4 separate regions of the Homo sapiens genome follow, and all the other regions are linked to region 2. The links are chromatin contacts, found by Hi-C or POLR2A ChIA-PET in ENCODE. All regions are on one chromosome and are shown on one strand. Each heading gives the region's core, a stretch centred on a gene start or an enhancer-like site at or near the end of the contact. The rest is flanking DNA. Distances are from core to core; before and after follow the strand shown. Region 1 overlaps URB1 (URB1 ribosome biogenesis factor). Region 2 overlaps CFAP298-TCP10L (CFAP298-TCP10L readthrough). Region 3 overlaps URB1 (URB1 ribosome biogenesis factor). Region 4 overlaps EVA1C (eva-1 homolog C).

Region 1 (3,695 bases), core at 1,021-3,520, 200 kb before region 2:
AGCAGATGAAAGAAGCTAGGATGTGGAAAAAATCTACCGTAGAAAAATACTGAAAAGTTATCTCAAAGTGGACAGTCTTCAAAGGTATGAAAAGATAATAAAAGCAGGTGAGCCCAGGACTTCAAGGCTGCAGTAACCTACGACTGTGCCACTGCCTTCCATCCTGAACAACAGAGCGAGTCTCCATCTCAAAAAAAAAAAAAAAAAAAAAGTAAGAAGCAGGAAAGTCTGCAGAGACTAAAACTTGCATAAAGGGAGTAAAATCCCAGGATCCACACAGCCAAAGCCCCAGGACACTAGGCTTCATCTGCTTCAAAGTCTTTTTAGAAAATATGCCCTTTCCTATCTGCTTGACCCTGTGAAGTCAAAACATCCAGAAAATCCTCAGACTCTGTCTCATGTGCACGACACAGTGATGGTTTCTAGGGTCCCCGGTGTCTCACATCCCCCTTATAAATTGAGTAAAACTACAATGCTATATGAGAGCTTTACATATAGTAAAAAAAGTTTTTTAAAAACCAAATTAGAAAGTATAATTTTGATCAGAAAAACTATCCTTTAAAAAAGGACATGAAAATATCCTTTCCTAATATGAAAATGTCATGAACAAAATAGTTTGTACTGTCAAATGAAAAGGATATTAAATCTACAAAGAGTGCTAAAAATACTACACATGCTTTATTTTAATCAACAACGTAATAAAATGGAGAGCATTAATATTTATGTAGTGCACAACACATGCCAGACACTGCTCTAAGCAGTTACCACCACGTCTCTGCGACAGGCACTACTTTTATTCCCACTTTATAGACAAGATAATGGAGGCAGAGAGGATGCCTAACCCAGTGAAGGTCTCAGAGCTAAGTTGGGATTGAAGCCCAGCTGTCTGCTCTGTTAACCTACACCAGCGACTGGCAAAGTAGGGCCCAGCACCTATCATTGTAATTTGATTGGGACACAGGTAAACCTACTTATTTACATCTATGGATGCTTTGCTGGCACAACTGAGTGGTCACAACAGACTGTGTAGGCTGCCAAGCCCAAAATACAATCTGGCCCTTTGTAGAAAAGTTTGCCAATCCTTGCTCTATGCTCTAACACCAGCTTTCAGTGAACACCTACTATGTGCCAGGCACTGTCCTAGGGACTGGAGGCCCATAATAGACCAGCGCCCGTTCTCACCACTTCTCACCAATCTGATAATGAACAAGCAAATAAATAAATCAGCAAATAAATGTATGAACAGTCAGAAGCCTAAGCCAGGCAAAAAGCACAGTGACAGTGGAGGGACTATTTCAGAAAGGGCTGTCCGGGAAGGCCTCCCTGAAGTGGTGAGGTCTGCACAGGAACCTGAATGAAATGAATGAGTGGGCCACGTGTCTACTGGGGAACAGGGAACGATGCAATTCAGTGTTCTCAAAGCTTTCTATCACCATCCACAAACAAATCTCCTTCCTTTCCCTTATGCACAAACACTTGTCTTTTGCCCATGGCTTCAAAATTCACATAAATCACAGCTTGCTGCAAAGAGACGCACACCCACAAGTTGATTCAATATGCTCATTAAATGCTCATCTATTTCATGGGCCTAGTTATGGAGGAAAAATGCTTTAAAAAGGGGGAACAATGCATGTGTTTTAAGCATGGTGTAATATTCTATTCGACTATAAAAGTCTGCTGTTATGTTTTGGCAGGAAAATGAGCTCATTCTTACTGATGAAAGAAAAAAGAAATGATGTGACAAGTTAAATCACAGTGACCTCAGAATCAAAACACGTCCAAAGTCATAAGCAGACAGAAAAACTCCCACCATGTTATTCCATTCTGAAGGAATCACCTGATTTCCTGACTGGCTGAAATTAGAAGTAAATCAAACTGCCTAAATCCTTGTGATATAATGCTAGGATAGAATAACAAGGATTAAACAATAAATCATTTACACATTTACAATGACAAGAAAACATGGCCAATATTTTTATTGTCAAGTGGGAAAAAAGCAGATAGGATGAACAGTAGTAAGCCATTTTTGTTATTAAAAAAAAAAATCACATAGACCTGTATTATACGATTACAAAAAGAAAGTCTTAAAGAATATGATCAAAACCAGTAGATTTGAACTTAATATGTTTCCTTACTGATGAAATGTTACCACAATTGTGAAATGTGAAACAAAATGTTAAAAAAAAAAACAATTTTGAAACCGTGACTCATGGGCAGCCTGTCAAGGAGAGGGAGGACTGTTTTAGTATCAGTTTGGAGCTGGACTTCCTGGATTCCAGTGCAACCTCTGCCATTTAACCAGTGTAAGTGTCTCGACCTCTCTAGAACTACTTTCTTCCTCTGCAAAGCTGGCATAACAATGGTACCTGCGTCAGGACTGCTGTGAGGCCCATGTCAGGGCCAACCCTCTCTGGCAAGGCAGACGCCTTTTCTGAGCTCCAGCTGACGAACACTGTCTTTAGGTAAACATCCGCAGCACCTCCCTGGGTGAAATATCCCATGACCTAACTAAGTGCTAATAGACAGCTACCCTCAGAACTGCCCCTGAGGACATGCAACAAGGAGAAGTTCTCTGGGACTACAACTGTTCAACCCTGAAACGAGTTAGATAATGTCCACAATTCTAGTTCTAACCTACTACAGTTCCACTAGACACTCACATATGTGGTGACTTCTGAGGAACATACACACCCTGGGGTCCACAAGAGTGTTATACTTTACCTGCCAAAGGTACCCAAAGATGCATCGTAAAAATTAATTCCATGCTTGAGTGAACAGCAAAGATCCATCAGGAAGTTATGAACAAGCTCCCGCACCATGGTTTTCCCTGCTTCTTCGGCAGAAACCTATGAAGATTTTTTAAAAATTCAATGAAAATCCCAAGCTCATACACTTTAGTAAGAGCTAGAGTAAAAACAAGGACAATATTAACTGCCGATGACAATTTAGAAAACATTTTAAATACTTGGTGTCATTCCAAACAATAAATGAAAACAACAACAAAAAGATACACCGATCAAGATAAAAGAATACTCTGAAGAGGGGCAAGTTTAAACCTGTATTTTTAAAAGCTTTAAAGTGATCTAATTTCTCTTGTTCATTTGAATAAAATTCCATATTTGGGAGTGTTTTTATGCAGCCTCTGAGGCTTGCTGGTCTAGAGCATACAAAAACATGTTCAAAACAAGAGGACCTGGGCAAGTCTCCAAGATAAAAGGAGGTGAAATATTAGGCTCTTGAGAGGTGAATTATTATAACGTTAACAGGAAGTCTGTGCCTTTACTACTCTGGCCAAGTCCATGTTCAGTAACACCCTGAAGAAAATTAAAATATACACTGGCATTGGGTCGATGTTAAGAGCAGCTGTTTCAATTTAGCACGAGTTAACTAGCACAAAATAAATTATATATGTCAGTAGGTGAGGCTCCTAGACATTCAGGATCCTGAGGTTAAAAACAAACAAACAAACAAAAAACACACAACAAGCCTTGAAACTCCAACAACTGGACATGAAAGAATGGAAGGATGGGAAGGCAGAGGTAAAGCAAGAGGAAAAGATGGCCGGGATGACCCTGCAGGTCTAACAGGCAAGTGCTGCAGGGAAAACTAAGATATGGCTCAGCCCAAGGAAATCATAGTTTTCTAATTAAAAAAAAAAATTATTAGCATGATTAAGAAATTAGGGGAAAAAAATC
Region 2 (3,803 bases), core at 547-3,046:
CTTCAGCCTCAGGGTCTGCATCTTTTCTACATCCACATTCAGCATCTTCTTTACAAAGATCTGTTGAAATTATGTTGATTTAGTCAAAATCTCGGCCTCTCTCCATGGGAGCCACACTTCCCAGCAGCATTGAGTTGGCCATCTTAAGACCCAGTTGGTGTATAATTTTTAAATATTTAATAGAAACTTTAAAATATTTGAAAAATTAATCTTACATTATCACACTGCCCATTCTGAATTGTCAGCTTCCATGAGTGTAATCATTAGCTTAACTGTCTGTACTATGTATTCTTCAAATTAAAACAAATGACATAGTTATTTGGAATAATTTTTTATAAAGGTGGACAACACGATGTTTCTGTAGCGTTATTAAATTACTAGTTATCTAGTTATCTAACTTGGACAGCACTTAGCAAGTTAGATAACTGACTTGATAGTTTGTAAAACTAATCTCATTGACATTTCTTCTAGTCCAGATATTATTTTCTCCGATAAACAACCATTGTTTATAAAATCACTGTCAAGGAAAGATTAAAATAGATTTAATGAACTAAAAGAAGTAGAAGGTTTGTTTATTAAGAGGAAGAGTTCAGAGATCTGAGCTCAATACGAGTACACATCTTAAATGAAATAAAGGGAATAATGAGAAAGAAAGAAGTCAAATGAATATCTAAACATGTTTCATCAAGGAAAATATAGGAAAAACATTTGCCTATATATTCATAAAGGCAAAATGTAAATATCTAATTAAAGTGCAGTTGTAAAGAAGGACAGGCAATACAGCTTTATTAACATACAGCTGCTTTTTACTGGTTATCCAACATCCTTGATGAAGATTAGATTTTATCACCCACCATCTCCTCAGGGTCCACCTGCGAGGTGGTGGGTTTTGCAAGTTGACAAACACAACTGAACTTTATCTATTATTCACGTTGGGTTTCTATATGAATTTCTGTGAATAAAGTTTTCTATTACTAAATTTTTAATAGTAAAATTGAGAACGTTTTTCTTATTGCCATTATTTTTTCTTTTCTTTTTATACATTATTTTACAGCATCTTTTAATGCTGTCAATCTATAGAAGATAGAATGTTGTTGTATTTCCTTACAGGTTCTACTGACTTTGAAGTGTTCTGAAGTTGAAGGTTATGATTCTTTCTCATTTTGTTTCAAAACAGGGTCCCCATTTCCCTAACGTAGGATTCGAGGGCACAAGCAGAGGAGGAAAGGGGTGTCAAAGTCAGAACCGCCTAGAAGGCAACGAGAAGCAGAAGCGCAGGCCTGCGAGATGCTCATCAGAGTGACTTAGCTGTGGGCTGCGGAAAGCAACGGAAGGAACTCACATCCACTGGCCGCATTCCGCTCCCCGGAACGGAGGACAGAGCCGAGTTTCTTCAGGCAGTGGCTCCGGCCAACTCTGCCCCACAGGTAAGGAGCGCGCAGCTGCCACACACCGCAGGCAGCGCGAACACAGACTCGGCCTTCCTAGGGCGCCGGCGTGTTGAGGGCGCCGCCCCCGTCGCTGCTGGGAGCTCGGCAGGCCCGTGGCCTTCTGCCTGGTTCTCCCGCCTCTGCAAGCCTCGCCTTCAGGACTCCGCCTCGCCTTCCTCTTTTCTGTTGGACAGACTCACGGGACCGTCTGCCTGGATGATGTGTGCACATTTCTTACCACGATTCCTCTGCACACCAGGTCCAGGGACTGCCGCGCTAGGGACGGCACAGCTGAACTGTGCAGGCAGCGAAGGGGCCTCACGGGGACCGCTCAGCTCCCTGAGGGCGCAGCCCCCCCTGGTCGGGGGGGAATAAACTTCCGCGGTTTTCAGTGACCCAGTTTGTGGCACGGCACAGGTTGAAAAGTTAAAATCTGAGCGCGTTAACTTCAGAGATGTACTGTGAGCGGCTTTGTGCAGCGAAATGACCTGTTTACCGAACAGCGCCCTCTGTAGCCCAGTGCTCAGAACGGGCCTTTTCATGATGTTCCTGCGTTGTGTTTACAGCCTCCCTGTGAGGGGGTTGCGCGCACAGGTGGACCTCGTTTTATTGCGCCTTGCTCTATTGTGCCTCGCAGATACTGCACTTTTTTTACAAATTGAAAGTTTGTGGCAACTCTGTTGGGGCACCTCTATGGGTGCCATTTTTCCAACGGCTCGTGTTCACTTCATATCTCTGTGTCATATTTTTAATTCTTGTAATATTTCGAATTTTTTCATTATCATTATATCCGTCATGGTGATCTGTAATCAGTGATCTTTGATTTTACTTTGTAATTGTTTTGGGGAACCAACGACCGCACCCACGTAAGACAGAAAACGTAATAAATGTCACGTGTGTTCCGAGTGCTCCAATGACCAGCTGCCCCCCATCTCTCTCCCTCCCCTCAGGCCTCCCTGTTCCCTGAAACGCAATTGTGGGATTACACCATTAATAACCTACAACGGCCTCTAAGTGTTCAAGTAAAAGGAAGAGACACACATCTCTCACTTTAAATCGAAAGCTAGAGATGATTAAGCTTAGTAGGGAAAGCCTGTTCCAAGTTGAGATAGGCTGAAAGCAAGGCCTTTTGCACCCAGGAGTTAGCCCAGTTGTGAATGCAAAGAAAAACCTCTTAAAGGAAATTAAAAGTGCTGCTCTAGTGAACACATGAATGACAAGAAAGCGAAACAGCCTTATTACAGTGGTCTAGATAGATCAAACCAACCACAGCGTTCCCTCAGGCCAAAGCCTACTCCAGAGCAAGGAACTCTCCTCAGTTCCACAAAGGCTGAGAGGAGTGAGAAAGCTACAGAAGAAAAGTTTGAAAGTAGCAGAGATTGGTTCATGAGGTCTAAGGAAATAAACCATGTCCACAACATAAAAGTGCTTCCCTCCAATAAAATGTCATGAAATAAGAACTTTTTACAAATGTGCTCATTGCTGATTCCCTAGCCCTAAAACAATGCCTGCCACATGGTGACCATTGAATAGCTACGGGATGACGGGTCAGAAGGGGCATCAGGATGAATGATCACTCATGAACAAGGCAAAACAAAGGACATTTTCAGATGAGCCAAAATTGAAAGAGTTGATTGCCCCCATCTCTTCATGCTCGTCAACTAGAAGGAAACTGTGCCCAAGAAACGGGAAAGAAGCGCCCCAAATTCTGCATAAATTTAAAAAGTTTAAAGTAAACACTGGCTATGTAAACACCACAGTGATAATCATAACTAATACTGAGGGTAAAGACAACTTAGAGTAAAAATCCTGGCAGAAGCCAACACAATGACATGAGAGATTGGGGAGGAGAATCAGAACTAGAAGACTCTTGAGTTGGTTGTAGAGGACGGTAAGGATACTGATACATTTTCAGTTTATGAAATAAAACCTCAGGTTAAAAGGAAAGTTATTTTCAGATTATATAATTTTCTTAATGTCTGTTTCTTATAAGATCATATTTAAAGATAAAGATTTAGAAATAGCAAAAGAGAAAGAATAGAAACAGGCACATATTAACTAACTAAAAGAAAGCTGCTATACCTATTAGATTTAATAGACTTAAAGCAGAAAGCATTAAAGGTATAAAAATAGGTGTCACTGGTTAAGGATTTTTAAAAAGAAACCAATTTATAAGAAAGAGAAAAATTACAAATAAATATTAGTAAATTCATAACCGAACTAGGATTTATTTATTTATTTTTTTTTGAGATGGAGTCTTGCTCTGTCACCCAGGCTGGAGTGCAGTGGCGCCATCTCAGATCACTGCAACCTCCGCCTCCTGGGTTCAAGTGATTGTCCAACCTCAGCCTCCTGAGTAGCTGGGATCATAGG
Region 3 (4,063 bases), core at 116-2,615, 240 kb before region 2:
CCCAGCCTAATTTTCTTATTTCTCACAAGTGACTGTTTTTGATAAGAGGGAAAAAGAAATCCAAAAGCTTTAAAAGCACCAAACTAGATACAATTATATTGTTTTACAAAAGATGGAAGAAATGTGTTTAAGAGACACCTACATAAGTACATAACAAATATAGGTAAATGGAATACATTTGGGAAAGAGAAAAGTCTAAACATTTAGTTTATACTCACTAAAAGCAGCTAATACTCAGCTGGCTGGGATATTTTTAGTAATCACTGACATTCTAAGACAAATGGATTTTCCACGTGTCCATGAGGAAAAGTCAGTTTCCTGTTTTGTGCTCATCTCTGCTACTCTATGAAAATCTTGGCTTTGTAACACTTATGGAAAAGAGCCGCCCTCAGAATGCTGAAAACATGATAGGCTATTTAAAAATAGTTATAAATGCCATTCTCTTTGTTTCAAGAACCTCATGAATAGCAACGTGGCCTTAACAGACCTTCAGATCAAAATGGCTTAACCAGGACAGTTATCAAGGATTAAAATTAAAACTGCCCCAGAACTGGGTGTAATGGCTCACCCAGCCTCCCAAGGTGCTGTAATCCCCCAGCAACTTGGGAGGCTGAGGTGGGAGGATTACTTGGGGCCAGGAGTTCCCCTGGCAACATAGAGAGATACAGTCTCTACCAAAAAAAAAAAATTAGCTAGGCATGGTGGTGCACATTTGCAGTCCTAGCTACTCAGGAGGCTGAGGCAGGAGGACGGCTTGAACAGGAGTTTGGGTATACAGTGAGCCATGATCATGCCACTGCACTCCAACCTAGGTGACAGAGTGAGACCCTGACTCTTAAAAAAAAATGTGCCCCAGTATTAGTGGGCTTCAGTAGCAGTGTAACTGCTGTTGGAGCATCAGAAATCTTCCTTACACCTCTTTTTACATAATATCCCCCAGAGGCACCCCAATAGGCTAGACTCATCACAGTGAGAAGAGTCAGAGGAGCCTGCGTGCTCTGGTCATCTAGTGATGAGGCTCAGAGAATTGCAAATGGGGCTTCCTGTTCTGGCTGCCTTGTGGCATGTGTGAATTATGAGCTGTAGATTTCAGCCCAGTTCTGTTGAGGACAAGAGTTTGCTGTGGAAAAAGCATTTGTCACTGCCATTGCTAACAGCCTTGGCTGGCCCTGTTTCTTGGCCAAGGACTCAAAGAAGGGAAGGAATAAGGTTAAGAAAATAGGTTCCCATTTCCAGCAAAGGGCTGAAAACGGAGCAGTGGGACTGTAATTACTCTCAAGACTGGCAGCCACATATAAAAATTAATTGGATGCTCAATTTAGGATTGCAGTTAGTTTAGCAATATCTGGACCCAGATGCCACCGCAGGAAGTAAAAACATACAGTTGAGAACTTCTGCTACACTCTGCATAGCTGAATCTCACAAATGTAACATGGGATAGATGCAGCTTGGCAGCAAAGATTACATCATGTGTATCGCCATTTACATGAAGTTCAAATACAGGATGCTGGCCCCTTCTAGGGAGGAAGGGGCTTGAGGAGCTGCTTACTGTTCTATGCCCTGATCTCACTGGTGGTGTCACCACTACTGACTTTTCTATGTGTCACACTTCAACTATTTTAGTGCCAGGAATTTGCCTCTTCCAATGAATGAGTGTGCTTCCTTTCAGCAGTCAATGAAATCTGTTTAAAAACCAGGCCTCCATCTTTCGTTTGGGATGACAAGATGCTCAGAGCAACATCTAAGAAATGTACTTTTTGGGGAGTGTTTTTTTTTTTTTTTTTTTTTTTGGGTATATCCATTTCCCTCTCCACCTGTATGCCTTTTGAAATGTTCTACTTTGATATGAATTTTTCGTGTAAATTTTTGACTATTGCAATTCCTTTTCAAATTGGGATAGGCAAGCTCTGCAAATTTTTCTACCTGTATTAAACCAATAAAACTTAAATAGTCGTATTTGGAAATTTAAGGTAAGGAAACTGGTACCTGGTACATTTTCCTAATTTGAAAGACCATTTACTAATGACAGCTCTTCAAAAAAGTCCTCCCAGACCAAGGGAAAAAAAAAAAAAAAGCACAGTACTCAAGATTTCATGAAAATTAACATCCTGATTTTGCTATTAAACTTTTTCCAAGCCTTTTTCTCCTGAAAGCTCTATCTGTTATAATTCACTAAAGTTAAAAGGTCCAGTAGTCTTGCATTTTTTTAGAGTATGGAAACTTTATTTCCATGTTTGATGAGTAACAGATTTAGCAGCACCACTGAGGCACAGGGGAAATCAGAAGAGCTTCCTGGCCACTGACTAGGAGATCTGCTGCAGTTAGCCTGCTGCTTAAAATCGCCATCAGGGCAATTAAGATATCCATTTGCTATTACCGTAATCTGACATTTGTATGAAATGCCCCCTGCTCTCTTGCAAACAAAATCCAGCTTCAGCAACAGAGCACAGTGCTCACCATGGGGAGCTAGAGCCAACACAAAGGCCTATTGATGGGAAGATCTCTATGATATCCTAGCCTCTTTGATCTTTTTAAAAGGGATACAAAGGGCACTGATAGAGGATTGGCAAATCTATTCAGAAGTAGGAGCATTTGTTGAGAAAATAAAATTTCAAGTTTAAAAAGGAGGAAAACAGGATGAATAGTGGAACAATGTCTCCCCAGTGCACCTAAATCTCCCCAGTTGTGAAGTCTGGGAGTCCATTCAGGGATCACGCGAACCAGCACAGAAGCAAAATGTGTGCCGCCACACCCCCAGCACACCCCACTGGAATCTCAAGCTGGACCTAGGAAAACATGAGGAACTGCAACAGTTCTCCCTCTAGAATGAGGAAACTGTGGCCAGAGGTAGGGCAGGAAGTGCATTTTCCCTGTATACCCTTCAGCACCTGCTGAATTTCAAACTGTGAATGTATTACCTAATGTTAAAAATTAATGAACTTAGACTTCCCAATTCTGGCAAGATGGAGTAGACATGCTTTTTCCTATTCTTCCTATCAAGTAGAACTAAAAATACTGAGCATCATATGTAGAACAAATATAAGATGATTCTGGAAGGTAGAAAGAAAGCAGACCAGTCAGAGACCTTGAGACCCAAAGAACAAGGGAGTGCGTTCCTGGGTTGTCTTCTTGCCTCATTTGTCCTAGACTTAGAACTCAAGTCAGCAACCTGGAAACATCGACAGGCTCTCACACACACAAAGGCCGGAACAAAAGCCTGTTCTCTCTAACAAAAAAGAATGGAAAAAGGGCTGCCTAGCAAGACAGAAAACTGTGAGCCAAGAGCGGCGATACTTCAGCCAAACACTTCACTGTGCCCCACTCCCAGCCACACCAGCAAAGGTGGAGCCTAGACTCCCACCCCTGCCAGGCTGGAAAGAGGAGCCCCAAATCCCCTGTTGGGGTGGCATGAGAGAAGGCCAAGTAGGGAGGCAGGATGTTCCTCTCCTGGGCAGTGACAGTACACTCCTCCTGCCCCCACTGGGGTGTCAGAGGAAGCCTAGCAGAGAGTAAGGACTTTCAGCATGCCCAGCAGTGACTGGGCAGCCCCCACTTCTACCTGTCCCCGCCAGGAAAGACCTGCAGAGGCCCAGTGAGCAGCTGGGACCCCCATCTCAACCAACAGTCACAAGCGGGACAGATGGACTTTTCAACACACAGAGGCTGTAACAACTGACAACAACAGGTGAAGCAGTATGAATCCAGACCTGGACATCACACCTCACAGAAAAGTGAGCTCAAAACAGATCACGGGCTTAAATTTAAAGAGTAAAACTAGAAACTTTTAGATAGAAACATAAGAAAAATTCCTCAGGATCTAGGAGTAGACAGAGTTCTTAGATGCCAAGAGCATGATCCGTAAAAGGAAAAACTGACCAAATGGGCTTCATCAAAATTAAAAGCTTTTGCTCTGTGAAAGAACTTGTTAAAAGGATTAAAAGATAAGCTACGGATTGTTAGATATTTGCAAACCACAAATCCTTCCAAGGACTAGTATCTGGAATATATAAAGAACACTCAAAACTCAATAGTTGAAAAAAGAAAGACAAAAAAAAAAAAAATC
Region 4 (4,118 bases), core at 1,425-3,924, 140 kb before region 2:
CTTTCTCTTGACTTAGAAGATTTTTCACTCTTTTCATGTTCAGTGGCTTCCGAAATTCTCAGGCTTAGAAATCATAAATCATCGTACTGTACTGAGGAACAAGAGAAACCCAGGTCACCAGCTCCTTTTCCCTCCCTGCCTGCTCAACAGGAGATGACAGGTGGAAATGGGAATGTATGATCTTATCTAGAAGTCCAATTTGTACAGCTTTGGAGGGATATACTTGAAGAAATTCACATAATTTTACAGTCTCTTTTTCATTAAAAAAAATGTACACTGAACCCAAGTTCAGGCTTACATGCCTCCCTTTGTCAATTTCCTTGTAAAATTAAGGGATTGTCATTTTAAACACTTCATTCTATTATCTGAAACCTGAATGCCAGAACGCTCCTTCCAAAGCTAATGATGCAAAATGTTTTGTGGACAGGCCACCCTGGACACAAAGACTCAGAATGAAAAGAGGTCTTGAGAACCCCAGTGCTGTGGTCCCGCTCTGTGGAACTGGTCACGGCAGGCTGTGGAGAACCACACAGAGCAGATCTTGTGGTCTTGCTTGTTCCACTTTCAAGTGCAAAGGTCCCTCTCATCTGATTTCCGTATTTTTTTTATTTTAAGTTAGAATGTCCCAAGATGATGATGATGACGTGATGATGATGATGATTGATGATGATTTCTCATAGAGTCTCATTCTGTTACCCAGGCTGGAGTGCACTGGCATGATTGTGACTCACTGCAGCCTCAACCTCCTGGGCTCAACAGCTCCTCCTGCCTCAGCCTCCCAGGTAGCTGGGACTACACACCCCGCTAATTTTTAAAAGTATTTTGTAGGGTGGGTGCAGTGGCTCACACCTGTAATCCCAGCACTGTGGGAGGCTGAGGTGGGCAGATCACCTGAGGTCAGGAGTTTGAGATCAGCCTGGCAAACATGGTGAAATCCCATCTCTACTAAAAACAAACAAACAAACAAACAACAACAACAAAAATTAGTTGGGTGTGGTGGCATGCCCCTGTAAATCCCAGCTACTCAGGAGGCTGAGGTAGGAGAATCGCTTGAACCCAGGAGGCGGAGGTTATAGTGAGCCGAGATCACGCCACTGCACCGCAGCCTGGGAGACAGAGTAAGACTCCATCTCAAAAAAAAAAAAAAAAAAAAAGAGTATTTTGTAGAGACAGGGTCTTGCTAGATTGCCCAGGCTGGTCTCAAACTCCTAGCCTTGAGCGATTCTCCTGTCTCAGCCTCCCAAAGTGCTGGGATTACAGATAGGAGCCACTGTGCCTGGCCCAGGATTATTTTTTATTAGTGTTAGAGCTCTCAAAAACCATAAACTAAGGCTTTGAGGCAAAAGGTCTTTTCTTGTCTCAGATTTCTGTGTCTCTCCCTGGCTATTCAAGTCAAGGCAGGTTATTTGGGTTTGTCAACATTTGCCAAAAATGCTATATGCTCTTTACAGGGGACGGCGATCTTTACCCAGTGAACATTTTGCTTTTCCTGATATTTAGTTGAAACCAGTGATTCTCAGTCCAAGAGTGATTTTGTCCCTTGGGAATATCTGGCAATCTCTGGAGGCAATTTTCTTTGTCACAGCCTCTTAGTGAGTAGAAGCCAGGGACACCGCTAAACATCTGACACTGTCCAGGACAGCGCCCCCACAGCAAAGAATCATGCAGTCCTTGTGCTAAGGTTGAGGAACCCTGGGCTAGACCAGCAGATTTGTCCTTGTTTTATTTTCCACACTTTTAGAACCTGAAAAAAGTGAACACTTTTTTTTTTTAAATCAGAGTTGAGTCTGGAGTCCCTAGACAGCTCTGAAAGACTCTCTTCTCCAAATCTAGCTTGCCTTCTGCAGCCCGAAGGAGGTCTTCAGTTCCATAAAGCCAAAGAAATGAAAATCCACTGGCTGCTGTGCTTCTCCACCCTCTCTAGCCCAGTGGGGTTTTAGTCAGAATTTTTCCCCCTTCCTTTCCTCCAAGGACCTTGTCTATGTGTTTGGCCCTTTTGCCTTCATCTCAAGCTAGACTCTTGGCCATCATTAACGTCAAAGTGAAATATTGCTCTGGAGAGGTGTTCAGACTTGAAGTCACTTGCTCACTTGACGTGCGAGGATGTGTTTGCAACACATCTCAATTATTTCAAAATCTCAGTGAAATGGTTGCATGATGGGGGGTGGATAATTTGATTTGAACATGAAAAAGGAAGGAGAAAGTCACGAAGATAGTGCAGAGATTTTTTTTTTTTGGCATCTCCCACTGCCTCCCCGACTTTCCTCCTTCCCTGTGTTCCTGCTCTCATTCCCCCTACCTCTCTCTCTCCAACCCCTGCCACCCCACCAGCCTCCATGCACTCACATACAGACAGCTTGGGTGTTACTTTGTGAACAGTGCATTCAGCAGTCTGTGCTGCTGTTATACACTTATCAAGATACGCTGGAGTTTGTGTGGTCATGGGGCTAAGCATCGTTTTACAGCCCACATCGAGAAGGAGGAGTCGACGGACTCCTCTGAAATGGTAACTACCATCCCTGCCCAGAGGCCTCAAGACTGCAGAGCAGCTTCCACTTTCTGAGCATGCCTCCCTCCATCACCCCTTCAGACAAGTCACAACTCTACTTAAAATATTTTTTTCCTTCTGCCAAACACAGGGAAAATATAGTATTGTTTCCAAGAGAGCGAGCAGGGGCACCAGCAGGAATGGGTGTGCAGTATTTGTACAGTTTTGTGACTCAGTCCATCTGAATTTCCAAGCATTTTAAGAGCTTTGTCCCAAAAAAAGGTCTATTGTGTGGCTCTTGGCACTGAAGAAAATAGCAGGCCTGTCAGAACTCTGTTTCAGATTTAATTTTCAAGTGGGTGATGTACGAATGCTGTCCAACGGGAGGGCATTTTCTCATTCCTGCTCACTTTGGTGCCATAGAACTTCAGTTTTCAGAATCAGCTCAGATTAAAAAACTGAAGCATCTTTTCCCTGGACACCCTTTTAATAAAAAGGCACCATGTTCTTAAGCAAGGATTACTGTGGCTCTTAAATGAATATGGCTTCCTGCAATAAAAGTAAAAACATTTGACGATGTATATAATACATTTGTTTTTTCAGAGCATCTTCTTGCAAGACTTTACTATTCTTTGTTTCTATATAGTTTGGAAACGCAGGCCTAAAGACATTATTGATCTTCTCAAATGCCTCTTGAATGGAGTATTTACCGCTGGGTATAGACAGTGTTAAAAATAGGCAGAGGCCGGGCGTGGTGGCTCATGCTTGTAATCCCAGCACTTTGGGAGGCTGAGGCGGAAAGATCACGAGGTCAAGAGGTTGAGATCATCCTGGCCAATGTGGTAAAACCCCATCTCTACTAAAAATACAAAAATTAGCTGGGCGTGGTGGCACATGCCTGTAGTCCCAGTTACTCGGGAGGCTGAGGCAGGAGAATCGCTTGAACCTGGGAGGCGGAGGTTGCAGTGAGCCGATATCGTGCCACTGCACTCCAGCCTGGTGACAGAGCAAGTCTCCATCTCAGGGGAAAAAAAAAAATAGGCAGAGGCCAGGCACAGTGGCTCATACCTATAATCTCAGCACTGTGGGAGGCCAAGGTGGGAGGATGACTTGAAGGCAGGAGTTTGAGACAAGCCTGGGCAACATAGCAGGACTCCATCTCTATTAAAAAAAAAAAAAAAAAAAAAAGAAAGGCAGGAAAAACTTGTTTTTGAAGTTTCTCTTTTCCTAGTTGTTTTCTTCCCTGGACCTTAAACAGTGGACAGTGACTTTTCTCATTACATGTATACTTTATGTAGAGTGCACAGTTTGTCCTCCATGTCCCTTGTCTTCTCTTGTTGATAAAGATTGTGTACTATATATTTTTAAAAAAGAACTGAAGCATCGTATCTGACCCCTGGATCCCTCTGAACTGTGAATAGATGATAAACTTCTGGGCTCAGAAATTTTCCCATAATGTTGCCAAGCATTAGTCCAGCGTGGAGGCGACTTTCTGCTCAAACCACTCATTTGGGTCCCGCGCCCAACGTCACCCATCCTCAGCAAAACAACCTTTATTTCCTTCTTCCTGGTTTCCAGAAAGTTCCCTTAAAGCCCTGAGGAATCACCGAATGAAAGGGGCTTTTTACAA

The links. Hi-C counts contacts between places; a loop is a spot of excess contacts on that map. ChIA-PET counts read pairs that join two places held with the same protein, here RNA polymerase II (POLR2A). Pooled maps may share reads with other maps.
Region 1: a loop to region 2 is called in a map of ascending aorta, with 10 times the contacts of the local background. The contact joins two enhancer-like sites. A Hi-C loop is called at or near these places in 1 of 168 maps with a recorded cell type or tissue (ascending aorta) and 7 of 50 pooled maps. POLR2A ChIA-PET finds 5 or more read pairs at or near these places in 3 of 52 experiments (H1, common myeloid progenitor, CD34-positive and naive thymus-derived CD4-positive, alpha-beta T cell).
Region 3: a loop to region 2 is called in a map of prostate gland, with 2.6 times the contacts of the local background. The contact joins two enhancer-like sites. A Hi-C loop is called at or near these places in 1 of 168 maps with a recorded cell type or tissue (prostate gland) and 8 of 50 pooled maps. POLR2A ChIA-PET finds 5 or more read pairs at or near these places in 1 of 52 experiments (activated CD4-positive, alpha-beta T cell).
Region 4: a map of posterior cingulate gyrus shows a loop between it and region 2 (4-fold over the local background). The contact joins two enhancer-like sites. A Hi-C loop is called at or near these places in 46 of 168 maps with a recorded cell type or tissue (A673, CD14-positive monocyte, CD4-positive, alpha-beta T cell and 35 more), 2 of 37 single-sample maps with no recorded cell type and 33 of 50 pooled maps. POLR2A ChIA-PET finds 5 or more read pairs at or near these places in 13 of 52 experiments (CD4-positive, alpha-beta T cell, CD4-positive, alpha-beta memory T cell, CD8-positive, alpha-beta T cell and 8 more).

What each region holds. Positions count from the first base shown.
Region 1 is chr21:32,369,786-32,373,480 of GRCh38, forward strand. URB1 (URB1 ribosome biogenesis factor) reads right to left here. Exons shown (of 39, transcript NM_014825.3): 8 at 2,722-2,846. Among named protein-coding and RNA genes, the nearest start is that of SNORA80A, 5.7 kb to the right of the region's middle. Within about 2 kb of position 2,271, at least 16 of the 41 ENCODE cell types and tissues checked have a DNase peak (open chromatin) inside an H3K27ac peak, as active enhancers do; they include ascending aorta, where a contact is called at or near this core.
Region 2 is chr21:32,568,020-32,571,822 of GRCh38, forward strand. It overlaps CFAP298-TCP10L (CFAP298-TCP10L readthrough), which reads right to left. Exons shown (of 12, transcript NR_146639.2): 11 at 1-60. Among named protein-coding and RNA genes, the nearest start is that of TCP10L, 16 kb to the right of the region's middle. RefSeq lists enhancers at 948-1,491, 1,492-2,033, 1,838-1,907. Within about 2 kb of position 1,797, at least 34 of the 41 ENCODE cell types and tissues checked have a DNase peak (open chromatin) inside an H3K27ac peak, as active enhancers do; they include PC-3, ascending aorta, dorsolateral prefrontal cortex and 2 more, where a contact is called at or near this core.
Region 3 is chr21:32,328,431-32,332,493 of GRCh38, forward strand. All of the region lies in intron 30 of URB1 (URB1 ribosome biogenesis factor), which reads right to left. Among named protein-coding and RNA genes, the nearest start is that of MRAP-AS1, 22 kb to the left of the region's middle. RefSeq lists an enhancer at 2,225-2,817. Within about 2 kb of position 1,366, at least 6 of the 41 ENCODE cell types and tissues checked have a DNase peak (open chromatin) inside an H3K27ac peak, as active enhancers do.
Region 4 is chr21:32,424,202-32,428,319 of GRCh38, forward strand. All of the region lies in intron 1 of EVA1C (eva-1 homolog C), which reads left to right. Among named protein-coding and RNA genes, the nearest start is that of EVA1C, 14 kb to the left of the region's middle. Within about 2 kb of position 2,675, at least 5 of the 41 ENCODE cell types and tissues checked have a DNase peak (open chromatin) inside an H3K27ac peak, as active enhancers do; they include PC-3, dorsolateral prefrontal cortex, endothelial cell of umbilical vein and 1 more, where a contact is called at or near this core.